Regions from separate parts of the Homo sapiens genome. Here region 2 is linked to region 1. The links are chromatin loops, found by intact Hi-C in ENCODE. Cell type or tissue: heart left ventricle. All regions are shown on one strand. Links, peaks and the distances in the headings refer to the core of each region. The heading gives the core; the rest is flanking DNA.

What was found. A loop is a pair of places that touch in the nucleus more often than their neighbours do. Peaks named below come from ENCODE experiments on the same cell type or tissue, not always from the same donor. Only the 100,000 strongest peaks of a DNase experiment are listed, where the experiment ranks them.
Region 2: it touches region 1 in a loop (3-fold over the local background); 23 of 110 quality-filtered maps call a loop at or near these places.

Annotation. Positions count from the first base shown.
Region 1 is chr6:53,491,532-53,494,452 of GRCh38, forward strand. All of the region lies in intron 3 of GCLC-AS1 (GCLC antisense RNA 1), which reads left to right. Among named protein-coding and RNA genes, the nearest start is that of GCLC, 52 kb to the right of the region's middle. In heart left ventricle, for the core only: a CTCF peak has its summit at 1,578 (motif pointing right); no DNase peak of the experiment used is centred there; H3K4me3 peaks cover 529 bases.
Region 2 is chr6:53,106,081-53,109,001 of GRCh38, forward strand. No RefSeq gene overlaps it. Among named protein-coding and RNA genes, the nearest start is that of GCM1, 41 kb to the right of the region's middle. In heart left ventricle, for the core only: no CTCF peak of the experiment used is centred there; no DNase peak of the experiment used is centred there; H3K27ac peaks cover 206 bases.

The sequences.
Region 1 (2,921 bases), core at 203-2,702:
GTCTTTGCTATTGTGAATAGTGCTGCAATAAACATACGTGTGCATGAGTCTTTATAGTAGAATGATTTACGATCCTTTGGGTATATATCTAGTAATGGGATCACTGCGTCAAATGGTATTTCTGGTTCTAGATCCTTGAGGAATCACCACACTGTGTTCCACAATGGTTGAACTAATTTGCACTCCCACCAACAGTGTAAAAGCATTCCTATTTCTCCACATCCTCTCCAGCATCTGTTGTTTCCTGACTTTTTAATGATCACCATTTTAACTGGTGTGAGATGCTATCTCATTTTGGTTTTGACTTGCATTTCTGTATTGACCAGTAATGATGAGCTTTTTCCCCATGTTTTTTGGCCCCATAAATGTCTTCTTTTGAGAAGTGTCTCTTCATATCCTTTGCACAGTTTTTGATGGGGTTGTTTGGAGAAATCATTTTTAAATACAAGATATTATTAATAGAGGACATAAAATAGGATACCAAAAGATGACAGGAAAAGTGCATTAAAGGAAAGAGAACATTAGAAACAAATAGGAAACTAACAAGATGGTAGACTTAAACTCAACCATATCAATTATTACAGTAAATGTTAATGAACTAAGCACTTCCATTAAAAAGGATAAAAAAAGAAAGACCCAACTAGAAGCTGTTTAAAGGGAAACACTTTAATTCTAAAATCATAGCTAGTTTGCAAGTAAAAAGATAGAAAATATTTATTATGTAAGCACTAATTGTAAGAAAGTTGACATGGAGTATTAATATCAGACAAAGTAAAGTTCAAAACAAGAGTATTCCTAGAGATTAAAAAGGGATACTTTATTATGATAGAAGGATCAATTCATCAAGAAGACATACAATTCCTAAGTGTGAAGATACCTAACAGAGCTTCATAGTGTATGAGGCAAAAACTGACAAAACTATAGAGAAACAGACAAATCCACAATCAAATTTTGGGATTTTAACATTCCACTCTCAGTAATTGAAAAAAAAGTAGGCAAAGAAAAGCAGCAAGGATACAGATGATTTGAAGAACATTATCAAAAATTCAACTACTAAAGAAAACTACACACTATACACACCAATTATATATTATTCTGAAGTGTACATGGAATATTCATCAAGAAAGACTGTACCCTGGGCTATTAAAAGGTCAAACATTCAACACATTGAAATAACAGAATATTCTATGATCAAAATGAAACTATACTAGACATCAATAATAAAAAAGACATCTAGAAAATTCCCAAAGGTTTTGAAATGAAGCCACATTCTACTAAGTAACCCATGGCCAAAGAAGAAATCACAAGGGATAGTAGAAAACACGTACGAAGAACAACAATGAAAGTACAATATAACCGAACGACCAAGATGCAGCTAAAACAGTAATAAATGTGAAATCCACAGTTTTAGCTACTTATTTTGGAGCACAAGCATATTTCTATTTTAAAATGAGAATGGAAAAATATATTTCGATGTGGAATTTCGTTTTATAGCAAATGCGCTCTGAATGTCTCTGTGAATTGAGGAATATTTGTACACCAAATGAAATAAAAAGGCACCTACTGAAAAGATCGCTAGAGGGCACTATTATCAAACTTCCAGAGGAAACAGTTTTTAGTGTGGATAACTTAAGAAATGTTGTTAGCTCTAAAACTGACTCAAGATGGCATTGAGATTTTATTCCTCTGTTTTATAGATGAGACAATTGAGGTCCAAAGAAAGGAAATGACTTGCTTAATATCATACAAACACTAGTTGTAGAGTCAGAACTAGAACCCCAGTCTCCTGACTCATTAGAGAATCACATCATGATTCTGCACAAACTCAGACAGACCCAGACTTTCCTATACACTTGTGGCAAATGAGAGGCTCTTTTCCACTGGGGTTGCCCAGCTACTGTAATGCATGCCTGGCGTTGCTGGAGCTGCTGGATAGGGCTGGGCACTGGGGGAGTGTGCTCTATGGAGAAAGCCTGCCTGAGAGTGAAACCGTTATAGTGGAAGGTGTAAGCCAGGAATCGGGAGACGGGACTTGAGAGCATTTGAGCCAATAACCTGTGCCTGAAGCTAGTGCCACCTCTTGGACGTTTCTGTGATATTAGCTGGTAGGTTTTCTTTTTTTCTAAAGCTGGTGGGTGTGGGGGTTTTCTGTCACTTGCATCCAAAATTTCTGAATATGCCAAGCGTCTCTACTTTGCAGAAAGACCAATAGTATTCAAAACACATGGCTTTATTTTGGACAAAGCCAAAAAAGGTTCTGGGAAACTCACCAGGACTGTTTGAGAGGTGATAAAAACATATGAAGAGCTTCTCATGTTTCATTTTCTAGAAATTTTAGATCCTAAGTCATCAGTATGATTGTTTTTCTCTGCTGACTTCATTGCATTCTTGGAAGGCTAAATTATTTCAAAGGAGACTATTAAGAAAATGTGTGTTATATACTGGTAGAAAGTAGATGCAGGTTGTGTCGTCTTTAATATAATAGTGTTGTCACACTCTCCAGGGGCAGAGTAGGGAGCAAACATGGCTTGCCTGAACAGTTTATGTCCTTTGCTTTTATGTACATTGCCTTATTTCCACCACATAGCAAATCGGCGAAGTGTTCTCATGTCTATTTCACAGATGATATATAGACAAAGTCTAAAGTCACCCAGCTAGTATGTATAAATATTAAGATTGGAACTCAGTTCTATACTTTTGCTTTTATGCTAGAAGTACTTGTATCCTGTCCCAACACAATGCTGATAAACTTCCTAGGAACTTCAGAATGAATCACTTTTGATTGAGATGTTGGCTTTTAAACTGCTTTCATTTGCCATGATGAAAGTGTAATGTATTAAAAGGGCATAAAAATGCAGTTTTTCAACACATTCGCCACGCTATGATACAGTTTGGCTGTGTCTTCACCCAAATCTCATCTT
Region 2 (2,921 bases), core at 128-2,627, 390 kb before region 1:
AAGACATGAGCTCAGTGAACCTAGCACAGATCCTGACCCTAGCAGATACTCAGTAAATGTGAGCTGATTCCCAATCAGATCATTATAGTTAACCATTGCAGTGGAGGGAAGACTTCTGTGGCTTCTACCAACACTGTGTCAGAGGAGTTCTTTGCCTGGGTGCCCCCAATTCAAACCTAGTAGATGCTAGGACCATTCAGAGCAAGTGAGAACTACCAACACTGAGGCCTCTACAGATCTTTCAGCTTTGGATCTTTCAGCTTTGGAGCCTTTAAATCTTAAACATGATTCCTTTAGGTCCCTGGGGACCTGAATAAGAAAGAATCATATTCTACCCAGACATGAACGAGTAAGGCCTTCCTCTAACTCAGAATTTGACAGGAGAAGTAGGGAAGTATCATAAAACAGTGGACAGAATCCGGACTTTGGGGTTAGATAGCCCTGGGTTTTTAGTTGTTTTTGTTTGTTTTTTTTGGAGATGGGGTCTCACCCTGTCGCCCAGGCTGGAATGCAGTGGCGTGGCCTCCTGAGTTGAAGGGATTCTCTTGCCTCAGCTCCTGAGTAGCTGGGACTAGAGGGGCACCATGCCCCGCTAATTTTTTGGTATTTTTAGTAGAGATGCGGTTTCACCATATTGGCCAGGCTGGTCTTGAACTCCTGACCTCAGGTGATCTGCCTGCCTCAGCCTCCCAAAGTGCTGGGATTACAGGCATGAGCCACTATGCCTAGCCAGCCCTGAGTTTGAACACCCACCCTTACCAGCATCTACTTAGTCAAAGTCACTTACCACCTGGAGCCTCATTTGTAAACTGGGGATAATGAAAACTACCTGCAGGGTTGCTATGGCAATAAATACTACAGATGTTAGGTCCCAGCACATAATAGGCTCTCCATATGGAATCTATTATTATCTAAAAGGACAGTAACACTTAGGGTCAGTTGAGAAAATAGCTCTGTACTAAGAAGGGACCAATGACTGGGAGATGCCAGAAAGCAGACTCTAAAATCATAAATCTCAAAACAACAACCCTAAGACTGTACTTGTGAGCCATTTCAACTATGTAGTTTATAGGAGCAATCCCTTTACACTACAGCAAGTTAAGCTTCAACTTAAATCAATGGCTGGGCTTGATCCATTGGTAGTGGTTGTCTGAAGTGCTGGTTAAGAAATATTCTGCTGCTGAGTCAACTCAGTAGGGATGCGTGCCATGGCTGACTGATCAGCGATGCCTGCTCTGGGCACAGGATTGGGAAGCAGAGGCAAGTATGCCAAATAGTTACCCTGTGTTCCTCACCCACCAGCGGATGAGACTGCCCTTAATACAGGAAAGAATTTGCAAGTCTAGAGTAGCACTCAGGCTTTGGGTAGCTTAGGGGAAATAAATGAAAGGTAGTGATGCGCCAAAGACTGATGCAAATAGGAAGGTTTGGGAGATTGTGGGAAATCTTGATAGTATGTAGGCAAATTTCAATGATTTCCTAACCCTACCCAGGAGCAGCCCCACAACAGTAGTCAAAAGGGCCTGAGCAATTGCCTCTAAGAGCCAAGAGAAAATTCTGAATATTGGGAAACCCTAAGTCAGTCCACAGAGCCTGAGTTAAAGTGCAGGAGGAGATGGGAAGCACAACAGAGTATAAGGTAAAATTAAAGCAAATGCCCAACCTTGTCTTTGGAAACATTCGATTAAGAAGCAGTAGCTTGGGCCGGGCGCGATGGCTCACACCTATAATCCCAGCACTTTAGGCCGAGGCTGGTGGATCACCTGAGGTCAAGAGTTAGAAACCAGCCTGGCCAACATGGTGAAATCCCGTCTCTACTAAAAAATAAAAAAATTAGCTGGGTGTGGTGGCGCATACCTGTAATCCCAGCAACTTGGGAGGCTGACGCAGGAGAATCGCTTGAACCTGGGAGGCAGAGGTTGCAGTGAGCCAAGATCATGTCATTGCACTCCAACCTGGGCAACAAGAGCGAAACTCCATCTCAAAAAAACAAACAAACAAACAGAAAAACACTAGCTTGGAAACAGCCAAAATGGTCGAGAGCAAGAAAGCCTTAAATGTCCCACAAAGTAATGCTCCTTCCAAAAATCTAATGGCCTTCCTGTAATTGCTGAATGACGTCTCAATACATCTGTTTTGAGAGCTCTAATCTTGAGCAGAATTGAGTAAGAAAAAGTACAGCCTGTTTCTTTCTTAATGATAGAGTAGAAAAGATGACCTTTATAGAGGTCATGGAGATTATAAATAGCAAATTCCTATTCCTAGCCCTGCGTGCCCCCTGCCCCAACTCAACAAGAAATAGCAGCATTTGAAGCAGACCTTCTGAGTTAGGAAAAATAATCCTGAAGAACTTGAAGAGTCAGGAGAAAAGTAAAGATCAAGAGCCTTAACTTTAAGAAAGAACAAGTTTTGGAACAGGCTCTTCTTCTCCTACCAAGACTGTCATTAAGCAGGTTTCTCTTGACGTGAGAACAGCTGCTCATGTGGCCACTTTGTTGCTTGTACCCTGAGGGCCAGCTGCATGAAGGGGCATGGTACAGCTCTCCCCCTAATCTTTTTAAGTTTTTTTTTTTTTTTGTAAATCTTTTTAATTTTGGTACCATTCCTACTGAAGTCTTTCTGAGACAGCCAATATTCTTTTGTCTTTTCTTCCTACATTTTCCAATGGCACAGCAGACTGGGAAGCACCTGTGAGTTTTTCACATTTTTTGGCAAACATTAATATATCAATTCTGGCAAATGCAGAGAGGCATTAAAAGAAATTTGGAATTGCCCATAAACTTACCATCAGAGATAACCACTGTTTACTTTCACTAGCTTAGTATATATCATTGACTAATGGGTGCCCCGGTCATCCTTCTCCATACGTGCTGTGGGACATTGGTATGTTAGGAAGGGGTTCTTAGTGTCTCCTTGCCACT